Regions from separate parts of the Homo sapiens genome. Here region 1 is linked to region 2. Evidence: read pairs that join two places in POLR2A ChIA-PET (ENCODE). Cell type or tissue: PC-3. All regions are shown on one strand. Links, peaks and the distances in the headings refer to the core of each region. The heading gives the core; the rest is flanking DNA. Region 1 overlaps FLNB (filamin B). Region 2 overlaps SLMAP (sarcolemma associated protein).

What was found. ChIA-PET counts read pairs that join two places held together with the same protein. Peaks named below come from ENCODE experiments on the same cell type or tissue, not always from the same donor. Only the 100,000 strongest peaks of a DNase experiment are listed, where the experiment ranks them.
Region 1: POLR2A ChIA-PET joins it to region 2 with 15 read pairs; 3 of 35 experiments call an interaction of 5 or more read pairs at or near these places.

Annotation. Positions count from the first base shown.
Region 1 is chr3:58,098,784-58,111,282 of GRCh38, reverse strand. FLNB (filamin B) reads right to left here. Exons shown (of 46, transcript NM_001457.4): 8 at 12,375-12,499; 9 at 8,943-9,080; 10 at 7,198-7,324; 11 at 6,067-6,203; 12 at 4,410-4,603; 13 at 2,712-2,825; 14 at 1,961-2,104; 15 at 1,584-1,707; 16 at 1,113-1,273. Among named protein-coding and RNA genes, the nearest start is that of FLNB-AS1, 66 kb to the left of the region's middle. In PC-3, for the core only: no CTCF peak of the experiment used is centred there; no DNase peak of the experiment used is centred there.
Region 2 is chr3:57,849,354-57,861,852 of GRCh38, reverse strand. It overlaps SLMAP (sarcolemma associated protein), which reads right to left. Exons shown (of 25, transcript NM_001377540.1): 6 at 12,037-12,099; 7 at 4,025-4,120; 8 at 3,694-3,765; 9 at 1,014-1,154. Among named protein-coding and RNA genes, the nearest start is that of SLMAP, 99 kb to the right of the region's middle. In PC-3, for the core only: CTCF peaks have their summits at 5,003 (motif pointing right) and 8,749 (motif pointing right); a DNase peak (open chromatin) is centred at 6,372.

The DNA.
Region 1 (12,499 bases), core at 2,433-10,432, 250 kb before region 2:
AGATTTCCATTTTTATGTAAGGTTAATTTTAATCCCTAGGATTTCAAAATTCTCTCTTTCAGGATCCTGCTCACCCTATCTTCACTATTGCATACCTGAAACTTCAAATCACCTCTCTCTATAAAAATTTAAGGGTGGAGACCACAGTCATTGCTTCAAAGGCATCAAAGTAGAACATATCTAGAAGCTAACTGCATTTCAACCAAAATATTGATGAAAATTTATTACAAACTAGTCTCTCTCCAGACCCCTGCTTTTAACCACTGAACACACTGCCTCACTTTTGTTAGAAAGTGGTAATAATTTAGCTCTGGGTAAATTTTTTTTCCTTCTTGGTTGTAAGGAGCCAGAGAGAAAACGATTGAGCAGTGTTCTCAAGACAACTTCCCTGTCAGTAAAACACCAAAAAGGAGGCCAAATGTGGTGGCTCATGCCTATAATCCCAACACTTTGGGAGGCCAGGTGGGCCTGAGGTCAGGAGCTCGAGAGCAGTCTGGGCAACCGTCTCTACTAAAAATGCAAAACAATTAGCTGAGTGGCCAGGCACGGTGGCTCACACCTAGAATCCCAGCACTTTGGGAGGCCAAGGCAGGCGTATCATCTGAGGTCAGAAGTTTGAGACCAGCCTGGCTAACATGGTGAAACCCCATTTCTATAAAAATACAAAAAAATTAGCCAGGCGTGGTGGCCTGTAATCCCAGCTACTTGGGAGGCTGAGGCAGGAGAATCACTTGAACCCGGGAGGCAGAGGTTGCAGTGAGCCAAGATCATGCCATTGCACTCCAGCTTGGGCAACAAGAGCAAAACTCCATCTCAAAAAAAAAATAAAAAAATAAAAACAAATTAAAAAAAAATTAGCTGGGTGGTGGTATGAGCCTGTAGTCCCCAGCTACTTGGGAGGCTGAGGTGGGAGGATCACTTGAACCTGGGAGGCAGAGGTTGCAGTGAGCCAAGATCACACCACTGCACTCTAGCTTGGGTGAAAGAGTGAGACTCCATCTCAAAAATAATAATACTAACAAAACACCAAAAAGTAGATGAGACATGCACACAAGTGGCCAAAGAGAATCCAGGCCTACTCCACCCATCTCCTCCCAGGCCCCACCACGTACCTGAGATGCAAAGAGAACTTTGATAGTGTATCGCCCAGCAGCAGGAGGCACATATTTGACTGTGAACGTATCATTGGCATTGTGAATAATGTCAAAATCCACGTCTTCCTCATCTTCACTTAACACCCGGGCATCACACTTAATGCCAACACTGACATCACCTGGAACAGACCAGCTTATTAGCACCAGCTTACAAGAAACAGCATGTCCTGTGCAATCTCTTCCAGCTCAGGTTAACACCCTCAAAAAGCAATTGGGAAGTTTCTAGTAAGAAACCTGAGAAAGAGTAAGGATTTGGGGAAAGGGATGATGGATTAGCAAAGATATCACTAAGGAATGACTCAGAGGCTCAGTAGATGATTACCTATTCAGATGGACTACTTCCTAGTTCAAAAGGCATTGAAACGTTATGAAAAGAACTGCCTTCCCCACGGAGCAATGATCACTGGGTTGAACAAAGCCCTTTCTCACCTTCCCCAGCCTCAGTACAGTCCACCGTGAAGTGTGTAGGTTCATTTGCCTTCAGACCACTTCTCTCCACACCTGGCCCAAACACTTTGACCTTCTGAGGATGGCTACCTTGCCCGATGTTGACCTAGAGAAGACATGGAGAAGGTCATCAAGTTCTCCTCCACTTGGACCCAGTAAAATACTATTAAAAAACATTGTTAGAAATAGTTCTTCTGAGCAGGCTGGAGCACTCTGCCCTTCGGGCCCCTCCATCATTCAAGGCCCACCAGGGATGGGTTCCTTCCATATGTCTGCCTTGGCTGTCAGGCATGGATCCCAGACCTGGTGTATGACCAGGCATTTCCATAAAACAGCCAGGATTCTGCCTCACAACCTACCCTGTAGGGGCTGTGCGGGATGTTCACGCCTCCCCAGACCACAGCAATGGTGTGCTTGATGGCCTTCACCGGGGTGTATGAGCATGCATATGTGCCGTCCATCCGGTTCTTCATCTGGATGTCAATGCGTTGGCCTTCCCCATCCTGCAAAAAAGCCAGAGCTAGGACCAGAGGTGGCCCTCACACTGTCTCTATCAGACAGGGTCACTGTGGCCTCCCAAGACAGCCAAGTCACCACTTGCTTATACAACAAAACTTCATGGACCAACTACAATGTGCCATATTTTCACAACACGGTGACAACCAGTGACAAAATATGACATGCATTTATTTATTTTTAGTTATTAAGAGCAAGTGACCCAAAAACAAAGCTTTGGCCACTCAATTCCTGCATTTAAGTCCTTTGGCCAAATTCAATTAGATTAAATAAACATACTTTTTAAATCCTTGTTTACAAATCTCCCCCCATGGCCTCAGCAGCTTCAGCCACACCAAAAGACATTATAGAATAACCTGAAACAAACAAGCCTCATTTCCACAGAATATAAATCAGAAAGCTGATTTTTTTAAAGCCCAGTACTCTACATGGTAGTCTCACTGAACCCTCACATAACCCTATAAGATAATCTTCTTATCATTTCCACGGTGCAGATGAGGAAACTGAAGATCAGATGGACTCAGCAACTTGCCATTACGTGGTCAGATCTTGTTACCTGACAATTACCTGCACAGGTGGCCCCCTGAAATTTACCTGAGCAAATATCTTTAAGGGAGCTTTTCCAGCATCCTTAGGATCCACAGTGAACTCGGCCAGGTTGTTGACAATGCATCCAGATTTCTCCAAACCTGGCCCGTATGCTCGAACCTGAAGCAAAGGCAGATAGTAAGTCTCTTTCTGTGTAATGCCCCAACTAAACCCTTATACAAAGACAGGTAACCAGGGGGTGGGGGAAGAACAAAATGACCTGTGTCTGGTTTTACAGTATCCACATAAGAGGTTGGTTATGGGAAGTAAAGTGCTAAAGTAGGTTGTAACTTAAAAACAAATGTCTCTCCCTCATAAGGGAGAAAACTCTCTAAACAAATCCAACCCACGGCCTGAAGCCCGCATGCGGCCCAGGATGGCTTTGAATGCAGCCCAACACAAATTTGTAAACTTTCTTAAAATGTTATAAAATTTTTTGCAATTTTTTTTTTGTTTTTGTTTTTGTTCATCGGCTATCATTAGTATTTTATGTGTGGCCCAAGACAATTCTTCTCCTTCCAGTGTGGCCCAGGGAAGGCAAAATATTGGAAACCCCTGTTCTAAAACCATGCCCAAACTAACCCATGCTCCCTGCCTTATTCTGAGTTGACCTAAAGAACTTCTAACAACTGGGGCAGAGACCTCTAGTCATGCCCAGTTTCAACGTTCCCACTTTGAGGGGACTCAGAATCTTTACCACGGACAACATTTGCCCTAGAGGGCAAAGGAATATCATTTGGCCAAAACGGGGTAGCTACCAGCCCAGACTGACATCAGCCTATGGACAGCTGCCCGTGTGGGCCAACAGTAGCACACGTGGCCTCTGGGGCCAACTCCCTGTCAGCCAGGCTGGCTCAGACTTGATGCTTATCAGCCTGCTAAGGGTTTGAGAGGACACTCTTGGAAACATTGCTCCAACTTAAGAGACACGGAACTAGGAAAAAAAAATCCTTTATCTATGGAGCACCTTGAAATAATAACTATAGAAAATGGCTGTAAGACTGACATATGATCCCCGGAGTTGCAAGAAAATAACAGCTTATGGAGCTCCCTGCATGGGCCAGGCATAAGCCAAAGGCGGTCTTTATGCATGCCACCTCCTGAATCATCCTAGAAGCTCTCTAGAAGCAGAGACTACTATCATTCCTGTCTTATAGAGGAAGACACCAAGAGTCAGATAGGTAAGTTACTTGCCCAACACTATAAAAGTGCTAAGTGCTACTACCAGGATTCAAATGTAGGCCTGGGCTGGGTGTGGAGGCTCACACCTGTAATCCCAGCACTTTGGGAGGGCCGAGGCGGGTGGATCACTTGAGGCCAGGAGTTCGAGACCAGCCTGGCCAACATGGTGAAACCCCATCTCTACTAAACAATACAAAGATTAGCCAGCTGTGGTGGCACATGCCTGTAGTTCCAGCTACTTGGGAGGCTAAGGCACGAGAATCACTTGAACCCAGGAGGCAGAGGTTCCAGTGAGCTGTGATCATGCCACCGTACCCCAGCCTGGGCGACAGAGCAAGAGTCTGTCTCAAAACAAACAAACAAACAAACAAACAAACAAACAAATGCAGGCCTGTTTCCTTCCTAAAATCCAAATGATTCCTCTCTGCCATCTCTCAACATGCTGCTTAAGGCAACTTCGGGCATGGGGGTGAGGAACCAGGGGCCAGGGACAAGAAGACAGAAGCACAGCAGCTGATTCACCAGATCAGGGTTGTAGCCTCCCGTGGCTGGGTGGATGAAGGCCATGTACGGGCTGTCCTTGATGTCTTCGTCGTCACACATGATGTGAACAGCATATTCGCCAGGCTCCTTGGGCCAGTATTTGACATCACACGATCCATCATTCTGGTCGTTGTACTCAATCTTTGCCTGAGAGGGGCCTTCAATGGCAAACCCTAGGGGGTGGAGGTGGAAGGGTCTCCCTGGTTATATGGTGGAAAGCACCTATTCTATGTTACGACAGCTCATTCCCGCTGCCTCCCTAAAAGCCAAGTGTTGGCCAGAAGATTGAAATCTGTTTGTATCCCTTTCTTCCAAAACCAAGCTCATTAAGTCTTCAGTAGAGATGGAAGGGGTGGAAAATATATATATATTTTTTTTTTTTCAAATGTAGGCCTGGGCTGGGTGTGGTGGCTCACACCTGTCATCCCAGCACTTTGGGAGGGCCGAGGCAGGTGGATCACTTGAGGCCAGGAGGATATATATATATATATATATATATAGTATTAAATACATTATATGTATTTTATCATCATCCAACAGGGGAAGTCCAACCAGCAAACCCTTCTGTTGGAGATGTGGCAACATGTGGCAAAAGCCTTGAACCAACACCCACTCTTAGCACCACCAAATCCACTTCTGGGTTTTTATCTGAAGGCAATTACCAAGGATACACAGTCAGCACTGTTTTTATAGCAAAACCCTGGAAATAACTGAAGAGCCTGACAATGGATAGAGCCATACAATGGAATTCCATGGAAGCTATGGAAAATGAAGGCATACCCTATATTTACGCATAAAGATATAAAGACTTGTCTAAGATATTTTCTGTACCAAATCAATATTTGCATGCATATATAGAGAAAAAAGTCTAGAAGGATACACTAAAAGACTTAATATTATCTCTAGACTAAGAATATACAAGACGATTCATATCATCTCTCTAGAAGGGAAAATTAAATGTGATTTCTTATTTTTCTCTTTTGCTTATTGCTATTACCTAAAACGGGTTGCTAAACGACAGTCTGAAGGCCACATCTGGCCCATTGCTTACTTTTGCAAATAAAGTTTTACTGGAACATGGCCACACACGTTTGTTTACGTATTCCTATAGCTGCTTTCAGGCTACAACGGCAGAGTCAAATAACTGTGACAGAGACCATAAGGCCCACAGGTGGAAAATATTTGCCATCTGGCCTTTTATAGAAAAAGCTGGCTGACTCCTGATATAAAATGATCATATATACATTAGACATGTATTTAAAATATACTTCAGCTGTGCTCCAAAGGAAATATTTATCTTCCAAATCCAAATTTCAGCAAAATTCATTCATTCATTCATCTAAACTATAAAGGTCAGTCAACACTATTTGCTAAGTGTTTACTACGTTCCAAGCATTGTTTTAGGCACAATACCCACATAAGGTTTCTGCCCTCAAGGTCTCCTGAATGAATCAATGCTGGTATCAGAGGCAACTGCAAATGTACAGCAGCACGCAGAGATGGCTTAGGGTGGCCAGGAGGCCAGGAAGCTAAAGGTATTGAGGCTAGGCAAGGCCCCAACATCCAGCCTGACACAGCCCGGAAGCCCTGTAATCCTCAGTCCTCCAGAAGATGCTGGTCAGCTGTGTCCACTTACCCAGAGACCCCACTTCAGAGCCAATGGATTCTACCACGAAGTCCGCTGACCGCCCGACAATCCCACCATGGAGCCCAGGGCCCCAAGCACGGACTTTCTGCATACCCGCTTCAGGGCCAACTTGAACTTCAAAGGGGCTACAGGGAAAGGAATAGAAGAAGCATCAAAGAAGAGTAAAGTAAGGTGTCACTATAGCCATAAGCTGCAGTTCCTTTGCACATTCTTTCCACTTGCCTGATCCTTTCATCTGGCATCCCAAACTGCAGCCAAGCCCTTCCTCCTGCAGGCCTCTCACCCATAGCTACTGTTATGTCAACAATATAATGTAATGTGACTGCTTCTGGGAGCTCAGGTGGCCACTGGGTTGGCACTCAAGCCACGCTGCTTTGCACCAGCCTCCTGGCCCTTTACCTTTGTGTGCAGGCCTCCCCAGACTATGACCCTGGAAAGTGAGAGAGTCCACACACTATATCCTGCTTATGCTATAACCAGAAAACTTGGTTGAATGGGCTTTATCTCATACATGAATGAATGTGCTGTAACCTTGGCATGGGAGGCTTAAAAAAAAAAGCGTGGTAGGTATTCGGAACCCAATAATGCCCAAATATTTCTCAAGGCTAACTGAATTTATTCGGAGTTTAAAGTTGCACCTCCAGGGGAGCTGGAAAACACAGAACGCAGAGGGGCAAGTGCAATGCCCACAAGGCAAAGCTGTAGACTGCGTCCCTTGGCCCCTGACAGCACTCACGTAGACGGTCTTAATGTAAACCACAGCAGATTCTGCCCCGTGGCATTCATGAACAAAGGAGTTCATTGAAAAAGAGAATCTCAGTTTATATGCGGGCATCTAGACACACAGCCCATTTGCTCTAACTGCTCCTTCTGCCTCCCCTGCCTCCCACCAGCCCCTAACCACCAGCATTTGATTTAAAGCAAGTCAGCTAAAACCACAGCAACTTTCTGCTGCTTTTGAGAACAGGCCAAATGTCTGTGCTGCTCCGAAAAAAAAAAAAAAAAAGTTTTCAACAAAGCAGATCTCTTTCCCTCCTGCAGCCCGGGAAGCAACTACCCATGAGTCCGCCCTGGGCCGAGCACCCTCCAGAGAAGACCCCTCTGCAGCAGGAGCCTCACCTCTTTGGAATGTGGTGTCCCCCCCATGTGATGGCAATGCTGTATCTCCCCGGGGTGCTGGGGTAATACTCGAATGCGTAGACCCCATCCAGAAAGTCTTTCTGCTTCACCAGCTCCTCCAGACCCTCTGTGGGAAGGAAGGAGATAATCTTTCCAACACAATCCTAGGCCCAAAATGAGAATCAAAAGGACAAGAACAGAGAGGCAGCCACACTGAACAAAACATAAACCATACATAAAAACCAAGTGGGCTGCCCCAGAGTATGGGACCTCTCCCCTCAAAGCCTGGGAGATTATTTCAAAGCTAAAAACACAGCCATCTCTGCTTCAAGGTATGAGGAAATGGAGGATTTCCCAGCTAATTGGCTTTAGAAATCTTGCTTGGCTACGAGGGGCCCTGAGGTCCTGAACTCCCTGGGCCTGCATAAAGATAAATCCAGTCACATTTCAGTATTTCCCAATAATCATAGCTACCCTTCCTAGTCCCCCACAAAAACTGGGGAAGAAGTAAACCTTTAGAAGTATTTGGTATGAGTTTTAGGTTCAGTGTTCCAGCGTATACTTTTCCATCTAAAGCTGGACAACAAAAGCAAGAAAGTCCTCAGACGCTATCTGCAAGAGGACAGGTTTTAGATGTGACGCTGCAAACTCCAAACCCAGCCATCAGGCAGGAACTTGTTTTGTGTTGAGCCCTGAGGTTTGGCCAGGAAAGCCGTTGAGTCAAGCAAGTATTCAAGGTCAGGAGAAAACACACACGTACGCACACATACGCAGAGGCATGCACGCGCGTGCACACACACACACACACACACACACACACCCTCCTTGGCTCCTGTTGGAATAATCTGGGAGGGAAGACAGTCCCCAAGCAGCTTGACTCCAGGTCTGGGCAGTCTAGAACCTCGGCTACCCTCAGGGCACAGCCTGACCCAAAGCCTGGTGCTGTGAAGTCAAATATTAACTTTCTGGAGCTCAGAATGCTCCTGCCCCAGCCTGTTGGGAACACAGAAGGTAAGAGCAATCCTGGTACAGGAAGCTCAAGATTCCACAGGCATGGGAGTAAAACCACCAAAGGCTGCTACACCCGAGACTAGAAGTGCTGAAATGCTTCTCTGTTCCAACGAAAAAAGTGAAGACACCCATCCCCACATCTGCTGTCTCCTTCCCCAAAAGAGGGAGAGAGAATGGGTTGCAGGGTTTAACCTGTACCTCCACAAATGGCATTTATCTACAAAGAAAACTTAATCTTAGGGAATTTTATTCTCCTTCTATAAGCACTGATCATAGTAATTAAGTACTTGACATAATTTCATACTCTATAAAATGTAACCTGTAGTGGGAAAATCACTGGCTTTGGAGACTGTGCTTGAATTCCAGCTCAGATGATTACAAACGCTGTATGACCTTAGGCAAGAGCCTTCCTCTCTGAGCCCAGATGTCTAAAATAAAAAATGAGCCACTTGTTCCAACAGCAGCATTTCCCCAACTCCTTTACATCACTGCTTTTTCTACTCCCAGAAGTCTTGATGTAATGTAAAGCTGTCAAGCCACCCACTGGCCGCATCCAGGGCAGACATTACTAATCAATCACTGCCGTCTTCCCCAAGGAGCCCAGATAGCCTCAAATCCTTGACATAGCCTTCTGGGATTATTGAGGACAACTGGCCGTGGGATGAAATCCATATGCCATGGCTGCAAAGTTAGCCAAAACCACACCTGAGATAGAGAAACAAAGGAACACTTACTAGGACCCTTCATGGTTACACCGAGCTCCCCACTTCCTGCAGCTTTGGTGTCAACCTTGAAATCTGTGGTCTCCCGGATACGGACGCCTTTGGGTTGTAGGCCTCGGCCACTGGCCCGGCAGGCATTTGGATTGCAGGCTGCAAGCACAGTTTTGACATCAATTCAATCTTTCATTCTTTAGTCAGAGTCGTGAAAGCCAAGGTAACCTGGAGCCACCCGCCAAGAAAATATTTGCTTTGCACAAATAGTATGCAGTAGTTGCCCAAGACCAGGGGTCCCACTCAGGGAGCACACCAGGCTAGCAAATACAGACACAATATAACTTTGTCCAGTGACACCACAGAAGGACTGGAGAAAAGTGACTTTGGCAAAGAAAACAGGAGAGCACAGCAAATCCATGCTGTGCTCCTGCTTCCAGCATTTAACCTTTCATTTGTGAAAGGGAGTTAAGGCCGAGTGCTGGACATTATTCAAACCTCACTGCCATACTCAAGGGCTCAGTAATTGGATAGACTGGACTTTTTCAAGTCTTCTTGGAAAATGCAGTACTTGAAAATGCCTGTCTGGGTTCCAAAACCTGGGTCAGCCATTTTTAAGTGTCTAAATGTTGTTGTCTTCCGCCTGAACAACCAGGCAAAAACAACCAACACAGCTTGGAAAGAGACCAGTTCAGCCCCACCTTGGCTGAGGCAGACCAATCTTTTCGTGCTGTCTGTTACAAGGCCTTCAGAATGTGGGTGGCTATAAAGGCAATAATTAGCAGTAAACACCATTGCTGATTTCATTTCCGGGTCTAGCTTGAAAACCTAGAGTTGTAAGTCTAAAAGTTAAGGGCGAAGATAGCTTCCAATATGCCTTACTTGAAATGTCCACAGAACTACTGTTCCATGGTATCTAGAGGTTGATAAAAGATACCTTTATGCCCTAGAATAAATCTTCTGCCCAGCACGGACAACCTTTTCAGTAAATAGAAACGGGAGACTAGTGGGGAAAATGTCATGTTATTAAGTGGCTTTTCCTTTCCAAATCTAACACTGAAAATTTGACAAATCTCTATACAGGAAGGTCACAGACTCCAGAAGACGGGACTCTACTCCACAGACGGAAGGTAATTCCTCCTCTGGTTCCTCCTTCCTGCAATGGCCTTAGCTGGCTATTTGGCAAACAACTGCTTCCCAAAGAGTCATACACATACCCTTGGAGTTAGAGATGATTTTAGATGGTTTATGGATGAACATAAGCTTACGGTGGCACTTTATGGCAAGTGACTTTGGTTTTCCATTGTGAAAGTGATATAAAGTTTCTTTTAACATAAAATAATTTACATCTGTAAACCCAGCACTTTGGGAGGCTGAGGCGGGGAGATTGCTTGAGTCCAGGGGTTTAAGACCAGTCTGGACAACAGAGTGAGACCCCACCTCTACAAAAAAAAGAAAAATTAGGTCAGGCATGGTGGCTTATGCCTGTAAACCCAGCATTTTGGGAGGCCGAGGCAGGTGGATCACTTGACATCAGGAGTTCGAGACCAGCCTGGCCAACATAGTGAAACCCTGTGTCTGCTAAAAGTACAAAAAAACTTAGCCAGGCGTGGTGGTGTGCACCTGTAGTCCCAGCTACTCAGGTGGCTGAGGCAAGAATCACTTGAACCAGGGAAGCAGAAGCTGCAGTGAGCCAAGATCACACCACCACACTCCAGCATGGGTGAGAGAGTGAGACTCTGTCTCAAAACAAAACAAAACAAAAAAAAAAAGAAAAAGAAAAAGAAAAAAAAAGGGTAAAAAATGTAACCAGGCATGGTGGCGCACATCTACAGTCTTAGCTACTCAAGAGGCTGAAGTGGGAGGATCATTTGAGCCTGGGAGGTCGAGGCTACAAGTGAGCCATGATGGTACCACTGCACTCCAGCCCAAAAGACAGAGTGAGACCCTGTATCCTTCCCACCGCGCCCCTGCAAATATATATATATTTTTTTTTTACATATGTAAAATCATTTAGGTGGGAGAGAGGATGTTAGTAAATTAAAAGAAAAAGGTTATTCATTAAATGCTAAATAGTATAGGATGTACAGGCCAGAAAAGAAAAAGGAAGTCCACGAGTGAGGAAAGGTTGGAAAACAATAGTAGAATTAGGAAAGCTATTCAAAATGCTCTCTTATGTAAAAAAGAGCTTTGCTTAGGAATATGTTAGAATTTTTTTTGCCTGTTTTTTCTTTGTCAAGGGGAGAAAAGTTGGTCATACCAGAAGTCAGTCACAATACAATGACAGGACTTCCTCGGAGGGCTTTAATGTGTCTTAAGAAACACACACACACTCATGGAAATTATGAACATGTGCAACAGTCTCAACATCAAAAGAGTAATTGCTGAGTTCATATAAACATTAAATGGGGCTAGAGTCTGAAGGGCACCACCAGCTCCTTCACCATCTAAAAAAGCCCTAGATGTGTTTAAAGGCAATTAGACAGTGGGTTTGGGTTCCGGCTGGACAGGCTGTAATAATAACACCTGCACAGAGTTTCCTAAAATCACACAGAACACGGGCCCAGCTAACATTCACAAGCAGCACAAAGAACTGGCAAGGAAGTCCCACCCAACCAGCCCTTACCAAGCAAGAGGCCTCTGGCCCAGTGGTCTCAACTAGGAAGCCAACAGCTTCAGGGTCCAGGCTGGCCCAGAGGTAGGATTCGGAAGAGGAAGCCACGTCTGCAGACGCAGATTCAGAGGACAGAACAGGGAAAGGCAAGTGTGGGTTAGAAAAGGTAGTACAGTTGGAAAACAAAACAAAACAAAACAAAACAGAAAAAAAGGGGCAACAAAGTCAGAGGGAGAGAGTCTAACATTTGAGAAAAATGCGTACCCCCAGCGCCAGAGGGAGTTTAGCAGAGTAGTTAAGGGTAAGGCCAACAGAGTCTGTGGTTCTAGCCCTGCTGATGCCTTGTAGTACTGATACCTAACGCTATCTAAGCCTCAGCATCTCCACCTGCAAGCTAGGGATAATAATAGCACCTGCAACACACAGGCTGGTGCAATGATTAGATGCAGTCATGGTAAGTGCCTGGGCCAGTAAAGGCCAAGCAATGGAGGCTGCAGGGCCCATGTTGCTGCTGCTAACTTCAGTTATGCTACCGAGTCCTCCCACTGCCTCAGTCCCACCTCCCTCCATGAGGATAATTACTCTCCTGTACATGTGTTTTGGAGAGAAGTAAATGAGTTAATATAAGCAAAGCATTTAGGTCTCTGCGTGGCTCATAGAAGATATTAATATTAATATATTGAGGACAAAGTAAGCCACTTACTGCTGAAGTAGCCCTGGCAGAAAAGGGATAGGCATAAGGTCAATGTTGGGCCCTGACTGTTTTCCTGGCCTCCCTGCCCAGCTGTGCAGTCAGCTTCCCTATGAGAAGCACATGTGGCCAGCAGCCCAGCACTCACCTTCCCCAACCTGCACAACGAAGGGACTCTTAGGAATAGTGTCCCCAGCAAAGAAGATCTTGACCACGTGAGGGCCAGGCTGCATGGGTTTGTACACACATCGATACACCTGGTTTCCTTTGTCT
Region 2 (12,499 bases), core at 1,554-9,553:
GGACTATTCTAAATCAACATCTGCCCTGGACTTTAAATAAAGCTGAGTCAAATAACATAAGAATTTCAATTCACACTAAAACAGAAAACATAACTAAGAATTAACAAAAACAACAAAAAAATAAAAGTGGAGGGAGAGCAGGGGCAGGAAAAGGATGCTGCCTTTATATAATTACATTTTTGAAAGGCCAATGGGTATGACTTTTAGCTGTGAAAATATTTTAAGCCTATCAATCCTTGAAAGCAAGTTTAATAATATCCAGCAATCAATTTAATAAAAAATTAAAAGACACTTAGTAACTTTCTTTATATATCAAATTAATCACACAACAGTGAATCAGGCACTATGGGATGAGGTAGCAATACAAACTATACCTGTAGTAAGGAAAGGTATGTTTACCATTTAGTTTCTGATGAGCATTTTAACTAATTCTAGTAATACATTATTTATGTGGTAATTTTGCAGTGGTTCAAAGAAAAGATCTATATTATGAATTAGAATTTTTTTCCCCAAAGCAATAAAAATTGCATTTTGATTGCTCCTCCAAGACCTAGAAAGGACCTTGGAGATGATTTCACCTTTGAACTTCCTAAATATATGACACAGCTAGTTTTCCTCTCTGCAGAGTGAATTAAAAAAGAACAAGTAGTGTAGACTCTTGGCCTTACACTGACCCCCCTCAAATAGAAGCAAAGCAAAACCAAGTGACAGGAAATCAATTCCCCAGCACATATCATGGTCTGCTGTATGGAGGGTGAATCCTAAGCAGAATGCAAACAATAAGATTCCCTGGTTACGCTTTTATTTCCTCAGCCATTGACTAGGGAGTAAGTACCAAAACTCACATGGAGAATTGCTGTCAATGAAAGCAGCGTAACTGTTCCTTCCCACCTGACAGACAGAAAGTATTTCCTAACTATATAATAATACCCAAGTTTAAAGTATCCTGGAATGCTTGAGATTTTTTTGAACACTCATAATACTATTTAGTATTTTTTTTTTGATTGAAATACCTCAACTTCTGAAAGTTTTCTAACCACTTCAATTTTCTCCTGAAGAACCCGCCTCAGGGACTCTTTGGCTGTTGTCTCATAGTTATGTTTATCCTCTTGTAATGCTATAAGTTCCTTTCGTAAACTATCTTCTGTTTGATTCTACAATAAAAGATATTTATAATTATAGACAAGTTATTTTTTAAAAGCATTTATTGTTTGAAAAAAATTAACACATTATGATATACTTTAAATTATATATTAAGGTACCTCCAAACATAAATGATTCTGGCCCTGTATTAACTAAAGATGTATTTACAAGTTGCATAAGTAAATTATGCCTTCACAAACTTACTAATTTCCACTTCCTATAGAAAAAAAAAGTTATAGGCAATTGAGAATTTCCCTAAAATATACAAAATTAGTTACTTTTATATTTGTCATATTTTCTGCAAGCCACCATATTCACATTTGTAGGCAAAAATAATCAATTACCTTCAAAGGCACCAAGCATTCTGAAACAATGGTTAAAACAAAAGGAATAAGAGTACCATGGGGGAAAAGCAGACTTCATGTCTGGGGCAGGAAAAGTACAAAATGAGCCTGAAACATCTTGTCTGAAATGACAGCATGAAGCTATCACTCTGAAGACATTTACACAGACCAAAGATGGGATAATTTGAGCATCAATAAGAAAAATAGGCTGGCCGTGGCACTTTGGGAGGCCGAGATGGGAGGATTGCGTGAGCCCAGGAGTTCAAGACCAGCCTGGGCAACATAGCAAGACCCTGTCTCTAAAACAAGAAAAACAACTGCACCAGATTTAAATACATCAAATATGTTTAAATCTAAGTGGAGTGAGAAAACACTTCATGGCCAGTCTTTGGTAGATGAAAAACCACCAATTCATTATTCTGAAATCTAATAAATAAGGGGAGAAAATCACTTATCTTGCTTTCCCCGTAGAAAACATACCTCAGGGTTATTTAAATTTTTTTATTCCAATACCTTTAGAGATACAAGTGGTTTTTGGTTACATGGATGAATTATGTAGTGGTGATGTCTGGGGTTTTAGTGCACTCATTACCTGAGTAGTGTATATTGTATTCAATAGGGAGTTTTTCATCCCTCACTCCCCTCTCACTTTCCCAACTTCTGAGTCTCCAATGTCCATTATAGCACTCTTTATGCCTTTACATACCTATAGCTTAGCTTCCACTTATAAATGAGAACATGTGGTATTTGGTTTTTGATGCCAAAGTTACAAAAAACAATGGCCATTGTTTTTCCTTTTTTCGTTTTTTTAGAGACAGGGTCTCTCTTTGTCACCAAGGCTGGAGCGCAGTTCTGCGATCATAACTCACTGTAATCACAAACTCCTGGGCTCAAGCGATCCTTCCACCTAAGCCTCCCGAGTAGCTAGGACTACAGGTTATGTACCACTATGCTAAGCAAATCTTTAATTTTTGGTAGATACTGGGTTTTGCCATGTTGCCCATACTGGTCTCAAACTGCCCCCGCTTTTTTTTTTTTTTTTTTTGAGACAGTCTCGCTCTGTCGCCCAGGCTGGAGTTCAGAGGTGCGATCTTGGCTCACTGCAACCTCCACCCCCACCGGGTTTAAGCAATTCTGTCTCAGCCTCTTGAGTAGCTTGGATTACAGGTACATGCCACCATGTCCAGCTAATTTTTGTACTTTTAGTAGAGACGGGGTTTCGCCATGTTGGCCACGCTGGTTTTGAACTCCTGACCTCAAGCAATCCGCCTGCCTTGGCCTCCCAAAGTGCTAGGATTACAGGCATGAGCCACTGTGTATGGAAGGAAACTTCTCTTTATAGAAGTAACCCAGCTAAATAAGTGAAGGAATAACAGAATTACATCATTATTTTTGTAACTTTTTTGTTGTTGTTGTTGTTGTTGAGACAGAGTTTCACTCTTGTTGCCCAGGCTACATTGCAATGGCACGATCTTGGCTCACTGCAACCTCTGCCTCCTGGGTTCAAGGGATTCTCCTGTCTCAGCCTTCTGAGTAGCTGGGATTACAGGCATGTGCCACCATGCCCGGCTAATTTTGTATTTTTAGTAGTGATGGGATTTCTCCATGTCGGTTGGACTGGTCTTGAACTCTCGAGCTCAGGTGATTCGCCCGCCTCATCCTCCCAAAGTGCTGGGATTATAGGTGTGAGCCACTGCGCCCAGCCTTATTTGTAACCGTAATGAAATAATGGATCTAGCCTGGGATCATCAATGATTGATAAAAATCTCAAAAAGAAAGACAACTAGACATTATGTTGTCCCTTGGTGGAAGAACACAATACCATCCATAAAGTGTTGTTGACAAAAAGAAAAACTGAACCTAAATCACATCAAATCTCTAGATGGAACTACTACTTTATGGAGTGGGAGGGGGAGCTAAAAAATGTTTAAATAACAATGCAGACTGAGGGAAATTCTAGAGGACAAATGACCCAGTTTTTTCAAGAAATATTAACTGCAATAGAAAAAAGACAGACTTGTACATGGGTATTCATTATGTAATTATTTTTATTTACATGGATGTCTGACGTTTCTCAGCACAAAAGATTTAAAAGAATTGTGGAAATGTATGAAGTTTTTAGCATATACTCAAAATGATAGTCAAAGAAATGATGTTACATAAAAAACTATGCATTTCATTTTACACATTTGAGGTTAATACCTACTTTGGAGCATGCCTGTAATTGGTTTCCCATAACTTCTAACCGTGATAAGAGTCTATCTTCATCTATTAAAGCCTATTGAAGAAAAATTAAATGTAAGTAAAACCCGAGTAATTATAAAGTCACATGTATATAAAAAAAGGTTGCTACTGACAACAAAAGATATAAAAGCGTAAAACTGACCAGCATCCACTGTAAAATGCTAAATCTTCAACAACTTGTTCATTAGTTAGGAAATAACTTTGTCTTTGTTTGCTACATTTTAGTTTATTTAACATGTATGGAATATTAAACTATGTTTAAATGTTTCTTAAATATAAAACAACTGGAATACCTGCCAACTGGTATCTGAAGCCTCTTGGGTGATGGCTAGTAGCCGCTGAAGCGTGGCTAACTTCTGTTCCAACATTTGTTCCCGATGTAAGGCCTCCTAGTATTACAAATCACAAAACAGATTCTAATAAGCTCATCATGATTCTTTTGAGGAGTGATCAATTTTCAGCATATTCTAAAATATTTTCATATTACATCCCACTTGATGTATTTTAAAGTAGTGAAACTTGATAGTACTTTGTAAAACATACAGCAGTCCCCGCTTATCTCTGGTTTCCCTTTCCACAGTTTCAGTTATAGTGCAGTACAAGATATTTTGAGAGAGACAGACAGAATGTTGACATTCACATAACTTTTATTCACATAACAGTATACTGTTGTAATTGTTCTATTTTATTATTATTGTTAATTTCTTACTATGCTTAATTTATAAGTCAAACTTTATCATAGGTATGTGTATATATAGGAAAAAACATAGTAGATATAGGGTTTGGTACTATCTGTGATTTCAGGCATCTACTGGGGGTCATGGAACATATTCCCTGCAGATAGGAAATGGCTACTCCATGTATATGGGCCACATCATTTTAGTCTCATTTGTTGGGCTGAAAGTACTGCTATTAGAGGTTCTCTAACTGCAACTTCTCCCATAATAGAAAACAAGTCACCTGTTTTTTGTTTTCTTTTTATTCATAATTTGGAAGAGCAAGTTTTTAAAAACATACAATAGAAAAAGCTAACAAATGTTTCAGGTTTGCATTTTATACACACACACACATACATACACACTGTGTGTATGTAGACATATATCTATGCATACACACATACACAGTCATGCACCACAAAACAACATTTCAGTCAACTATAGACTGCATATACACAGTAGTCCCCAAAAATTACAATGAAGCTGAAAAATTTCTATCGCTTAATGACATCATAGCCATCCTAACATTGTAACACAAGGGGGCATTACTCACGTGTTTGAGGAGATGTTGGTGTAAACAAACCTACTGTGCTGCCAGTTATATAAAAGTATAGCACATATAATTATATATAGTACATAATACATAATAGTATTATATGACTTTATCAGTTTATGCATGTACTATACTTTTTATTGTTAATTATAGAGTGCATTCCTTCTGCTTATTAAAAAGAAAAAAACATTAACTGTAAAATACCTTCAGAGAGGTCCTTTAGGAGGTATCCAGAAGAAGGCACTGTTATCACAGGAGATGACAGCTCCATGCATGTTACTGCCCCTGAAGACCTTTCAGTGGGATATGATGTGGAGGTGGAAAATAGTGATAATGATGATCTTGATACTGTGTAGGCCTAGGCTAATGTGTGTGCTTATGTCTTCATTTTTAACAAAAAAGTTTAAAAAGTAAAAGCAAGTTTAAAAAATTTTTAATAATAAAAAGCTTATAAATTAAGAATAGAAACAATATTTTTGAACAGTTGTACTACGTGTTTGTGTTTTAAGCTAAGTGTGAATACAAGAGTCAAAAAGGTTTTAAAACTTGTAAGTTTATAAAGTAAAAAAGTTACAGCAAGCTAAGGTTAGCTTATTATTGAAGAAAGAAGAACTTTTTTTTCTTTTTTTGAGACAAGAGTCTAGGTCTGTCACCCAGGCTGGAGTGCTGTTGCATGATGATGTCACTAAGTGATGGCTCACTGTAATCTCAAACTCCTGAGCTTATGATCCTCCTGCCTCAGCCCTCCAAATAGCTAGGAGGCAGACACACACCACCATGCCCAGTTAATTTTTTTTTTTTTCTTTTTCTGAGACGAAGTCTCTCTCTGTTGCCCAGGCTGGAGTGCAATGGCGCGATCTTGGCTCACTGCAACCTCCGCCTCTTGGGTTCAAGCAATTCTCTCACCTCTGCCTCCTGAGTAGCTGGGATGACATGCAGCACCACCACGCCTGGCTCATTTTTGTATTTTCAGTAGAGACGGCGTTTTACCATGTTGGACAGGCTGGTCTCGAACTCCTGACCTCAAGTGATCCGCCCGCCTTGGCCTCCCAAAGTGCTGGGATCACAGGTGTGAGTCCCCGCACCCAACCTCCAGCTAATATTTTTATTTAAAGTTTTTTTTTTTGTTTTTTTTTTTTTTAACAGATGGGGCGTTCTTATGTTGCTCAGGATGGTCTTGAACTCCTGGTCTCAAAGATCCTCCCACCTTAGCCATCCAAAGTGCTGGGATTTCAGGCATGAGCCACCATGCCTGCCCCAAAAACTTTTTAAATATATATTTAAAGCAGCCTAAGTGTACAGTGTTTATAAAGTCTACAGTAATGTCCAGTAATGTCACAGGCCTTCACATTCACTTACCACTCACTTAATGACTCACCCAGAGCAGCTTCCAGTCCTGCAAGCTTTATGCATGGTAAGTGCCTTGTACAGGTATATCATTTTCTATCTTTTTCTTTTCTTTTCTTTTCTTTTTTGAGACAGAGCCTTGCTCTGTCATCCAGGCTGGAGTGCAGTGGTGTGATCTCGGCTTACTGCAACCTCTGCCTCCTGGGTTCAAGCAATTCTGGTACCTCAGCCTCCCGAGTAGCTGGGACTACAGGCATGTGCCACCATGCCCAGCTAATTTTTGTATTTTTAGTAGAGACAGGGTTTTGCCAAGTTGATCAGGCTGGTCTCGAACTCCTAGCCTCAAGTGTTCCTCCTGCCTCGGTCACCCAAAGTGCTGGGATTACACTGCCTCCAGCCTTTTTCTATCTTTTATACTGTTATTTTTACTGTACCTTTTCTGTGTTTAGATATGTTTCTAAACACGAATACTATTGTGTTACAACTGCCTTCAGTATGCAGTACAATAACATGCTGTATGGGTTTGTAGCCTAGGAGCAATAGGCTACACTATATAGCCTAGGTGTGTAATAGGCTACGCCATCTAGGTTATGTAAGTACAATGTATAATGTTCACACAAAGACAAAATCACCTAATGAGATCATATGCCTGTTAAGCGATACATGATAGTATATACATGTATACATGTGTATATATACAACCACATACACATATATGTGAATATATGTGAAATATATACATCTCAGAACAAACTCATTCCAACTGAAGCCAAGATAATCTGGTCATCAGCAAAAATACTTTATAATGGCTTAATTGCACAAGTATGATATCCAAAATAGAAATAGCTTTTAATTTTTCCTTTTAAAAATGTTGTTTATATAAACGTATACATTTTTGTTTTATTTCTGAGACAGAGTCTCATTCTGCAGCCCAGGTTGGAGTACAGTGGCATGATCTTGGCTCACTGCAACCTCCACCTCCCGCGTTCAAGCAATTCTCATGCCTCAGCCTTCTGAGCAGCTGGGACTACAGGTGCACACCACCATGCCCAGCTAATTTTTGTATTTTTTGTGGAGATGAGCTTTCTCCATGTTTGCCAGGCTGGTCTTGAACTCCTGGTCTCAAGTGATCTGCCTGCCTCGGCCTCCCAAAGTGTTGGGATTACAGGCCAAGAGCCCCCGTGCCCGGCCAATATATACATTTAAAAAGAGAGATTGCTTCACTCGCACAGCCTATTGCATTTTCAGGTGTTCTGATTCTCTCTGACTATATAACACTTAGCAGTAATTAATATACCAAAATAGGTAAGAGTCCACTGAATATTGGTTCAATGTAATTAAGGGACTTATAATGGGAGAATTAAATAACTATTTGGCAGCTCCAAAGATATATATATCCAAAGATACATATATATTTACACATAATATATATATATAATGTGTTATATATGTTATGTGTATATATATACACATTATATATTATATATAATATATATTATATGTAAATATATATATATATATATATATATATATATATATATATATATATAATTTTTTTTTTTTTGAGACAGAATTTCACCCTTATTGTCCAGGCTGGAGTGCAGTGGCATGATCTCGGCTCACCGCAGCCTCCGCCTCCTGGGTCCAAGTCATTCTCCTGCCTCAGCCTCCCGAGTAGCTGGGATTACAGGCATGCGCCACCACGCCCAGCTGGTTTTGTATTTTTAGTAGAGACGGGGGTTTCTCCATGTCGGTCAGGCTGGTCTCGAACTCCTGACCACAGGTGATCCGCCCGCCTTAGCCTCCCAAAGTGCTGGGATTACAGGCATAGCCACCGTGCCCAGCCCAAAGATATATTTTACAGAGAAAGACATTGGTGTACAAAGTCTAAACTTTAGGTGGCTTGTTAACAGTTAATAGCTGTTAAGCGAGACTCCTTTACTCAGAATCAAGGTGAAATGCTCATAGCACTTAGTTGTGGTTTTGGCATACCTTCTTCACCTTGTTCTATTCCTGTCATTATCCAGAGGAACACTTATGACCCTAACGCCTCTGAGACACCTCAACAGAGAAGTATACACTTCAAACATAGTACTTGAGGTTTAAAGCATTAATTTATTGCTCTCCACATCCTTGATAAATAATGACTACGGAAAATTTTGTCTACTTAGAGGTACTACATTTTAATATAAGCTATAGGTTATAATAAAGCTATCGGTTAAAGAATCTAATAAAAAGCCATACACCTCAGAATCCATATTAAAACACAGCTTCACTTAAGAGACTATTTGCCAAGTTTAAGTTCCTAAAACATTCCTAACATTCAGGAAATCACTCAGATGCTGCAAAAAGTTTTACTGAAAAACAAAACCATCAACCAACCATATCTTTAGAATCTACTTCCACTAGATGGTGTAATTTCACCTTTTTAATTCAATTCCATTTAGAGTTTAACTCCATGAACTATATCCTAACAGAAATCTAATATGTCCAGGAATGGTCTTTTAGTTAGTTCTAAGGTATAAAATGCATCTATTCCAGTTTTTACTTAAAATGTTCACAATTTACATTAGAACTTTAGCAGTTCAATAAGAACATATACAGAAAAGACTGGTATAATTTTATCTCAAAGAGCTAGAAAAGGAACAGCAGAGGATTAGGACACTAGGGATATTCACAGAACAAGAAGGTTGGAAAGAGTGAGAGAGTGAGGGAGTGAGATTTGCTATCCACGATGACTAGTAACAGTAGTATACATGCCTGGGCAAATAATTTAACCTATATGAGCCCCACATTTCTCATATGAAAAATGAGGTTTAAACTACATTAATCTCAAAGTTTTCTTCCACCTCTAATAATAAGCAGCTTAATTAATGTGCCTTCCTATTGAATGGTAAACTACTAACATTTATGGCATACATTCTATGTGCCAGGAACTGTTCTAAGTGCTTTACATATATTAATTTTTTTATTCTTCACAATTCTGTGTAAGTTAAGTGCTATTACTATATCCATTTCACAGATGAGGAAAATGAGGCACAAAAGGGTTAAACAACTTTTCCAGTAGGTCAGAAATTAAAGCCAAGGATTAAATGAGGGAATTTTGGCTTAGAATACTCTTAAATACTCTATTAAAATCCAAATGTGTAATGTTTTTCTATGCATACATTATGCCTGGTGGAAGATAAGATCTGATTAATACATTGATAATTTTCTGTTCATTTTCATAGATGTGTACATTCTTAACTAAGATGAAACTGTTCTCACTGATTGATTCCTATAAAAGAATGTAGGGGTCCGGGTGTGGTGGCTCAGGCCTGTAATCCCAGCACTTTGGGAGGCCAAGGTGGGCAGATAACGAGGTCAGGAGATTGGAGACCATCCTGGCTAACACGGTGAAACCTCCTCTCTACTAAAAATACAAAAAATTAGCCAGGCGTGGTGGCACATGCCTGTAGTCCCAGCTACTCAGGAGGCTGAGGCAGGAGAATCGCTTGAACCCGGGAAGTGGAGGTTGCAGTGAGCCAAGATCACGCCACCGCACTCCAGCCTGGGCAACAGAGCAAGACTCCACCTCAAAAAAGAATATAGGGACCCAGGATCACAGGTTTGGTTCTATTATTTGAAACAAAAGACAACTGAAGGCCTACCCACATAAAATGACTCACTCAAGGTCACAAAAGTGGGTTGAGTAGCAGAACTAAGATAAAAACCTCAATCTTGCCTGGTGCGGTGGCTCACACCTGTAATCCCAGCACTTTGGGAGGCCAAGGTGGATGGATCACTTGAGGTCAGGAGTTTAAGGCCAGCCTGGCCAACATGGTGAAACCTAAAAATGTACTCTACTCTATTAAAAATACAAAAAATTAGCCAGGTGTGGTGGCACATGCTTTTAATTCCAGCTACTCGGGAGACTGGGGCAGGAGAACTGCTTGAACCCGGGAGGTGGAGGTTGCAATGAGCCTAGATTGCGCCAGTGCACTCCAGCGTGGGTGACAGAGCGAAAGTCCATTTCAAAAAAAAAAAAACAAAAACAAAAAATACCTCAGTCTCTAATCTCCTGATCCAGGAGTTTTCTTTAACCATGCTCCCTCACCAGAATAAGAAACATAATCTAGCCCAAACCCACAAAAACCAGAAAAAAAAAAAAAAACAACCCAAAACACTTGTTTGCTTTTTAAAGATTTATACGGTTCTTTAAATATGGCATTAACTTGAAGCAGTATCTGCTCTACACCAAGAAATTATTCTGTGAATCCAGCAGCACAGCACAGTAGTTACACAAAGCAGAAAATCTGAGGTCTGGCTGTCCAGGTTCAAATCCCAGCTCTACCATATACTTGATATGTGATACTGTATAAATTATTAAATCTTCCTGCCTCTCAGTTACTCTATCTGTAAAAATAGGAATAAAATATGCACCTTGTAAGACTGTTGTGAGAATTAAATAATATAGGTAAAGTGCTAGAATGAAGCTTGGCATATAATAAGTGCTATATAATTACTTGCTATTAATATTATTAAGCAATCAAAATCTCTCCCAGTTATTTTTTATTTAAAAGTCATCTATGGGCCGGGCGCCATGGCTCATGCCTGTAATCCCAACACTTTGGGAGGCTGAAGTGGGTGTATTGCCTGAGCTCAGGAGTTTGAGACCACCCTGGGCAACATGGTAAAACCCTGTCTCTACTAAAATACAAAAAATTAGCCAGCTGTGGGTGGTGGATGCCTGTAGTCCCAGCCACTCAGGAGGCTGAGGCAGGAGAATCGCTTGGGCCCAGGAGGCAGAGGTTGTAGTGAGCTGAGATTGTACCACTGCACTCCAGCTTGGGCTACAGAGTGAGACTCCATCTCAAAAATAAAACAGAATAAAATAAAATAAAACAAAACAAAAGTCATCTATGGATAAAGAATTGTTTTGGGGCTCGGCATGGCGGCTCACACCTATAATCCCAGCACTTTGGGAGGTTGAGGCAGGAAAAAGACTTGAGCCCAGGAGTTCGAGGCTGTAGTGAGTTCTGATCATGCCACTGCACTTCAGCCTGAGAGACAGAGCGAGACCCTGTCTCCAAAAAAATTTGAAAACAGATTTTTAAAAACTGTTTTGGAACCTCCTCATACTTGAACAAAAAAATTCCTCTTGTACAAAGGCTTTTCTCTAGATTTAATGTTGACTCTTTTATCTTTCTTCATAAGATCTACTTTTAATCCTTTGTTCTTTTTTGAAAAGACAGTATTTCTTTTCTATTTGCATCCAGCCATTTTTTTATCCTATATTTGTGAATTTGCAAAATAAAATATAAGTTGTTTAATTCTGCCCTTCTTTTCTTCAGACAGGGTCTTGCTCTGTTGCCTAGGATGGAGTGCAGTGGTGCCATCAAAGTTCACTGCAGCCTCGACCCCCTGGGCTCAAGTAATCCTCTCACCTCCACCTCCCAAGTAGCTGGGACTACAGATGCACGCCATCACACCTGGTTAATTAAAAAAATTTTTTTAAATTAAAGGGGTCTCACTTTATTGCCCAGGTTGGTCTCAAACTCTTGGCCTCAAAGAATCCTTCTGCCTAGGCCTCCCAAAGTCCTGGGATTACAGGCATTAGCCACCATGCCTGGCCCTAATTCTGCTTTTAAGAACTTTTAAAAGTTTAAAAGAAATTCTGCTTTTAAGAAGTCTCAAGATGTACTTTTACCTGTAGATACTGAGAAAGCTGGAATAGTTCCTGAGAGTACATACTTGGAGTGTTAGCAGCAACCTAGAAACAAATGACACAGTATCAACAGAAAACACTTCATAAAGAACATTAAAGACAAACCAATTTCTTGAAATGTCTACTTACTTAAATATGCAAAATAACTGTTATTAAAATCACAAATTTATAGCACAAAGGCAATATAGCCTTTTAAATTTTTTTCTTTTCTGACGGAAATATAGCCGTTTCTTAATCCAGAAATAAAACCTCCTAATCAACAGATCCACATATTTTCCCTTTAAAATTCATCATTAAATACTTCTTTAATATTTTAACAAGCCTCATTCATTTAGAAGTAGCCATCTTCAAAATGGTATTTTTATGTGGTATAGGTAGGGCAGGGGCATGAAATACAACACTTTGTCCAGTGGCCTGAGGCAATGTTTCTTGAAATCCATAGGTA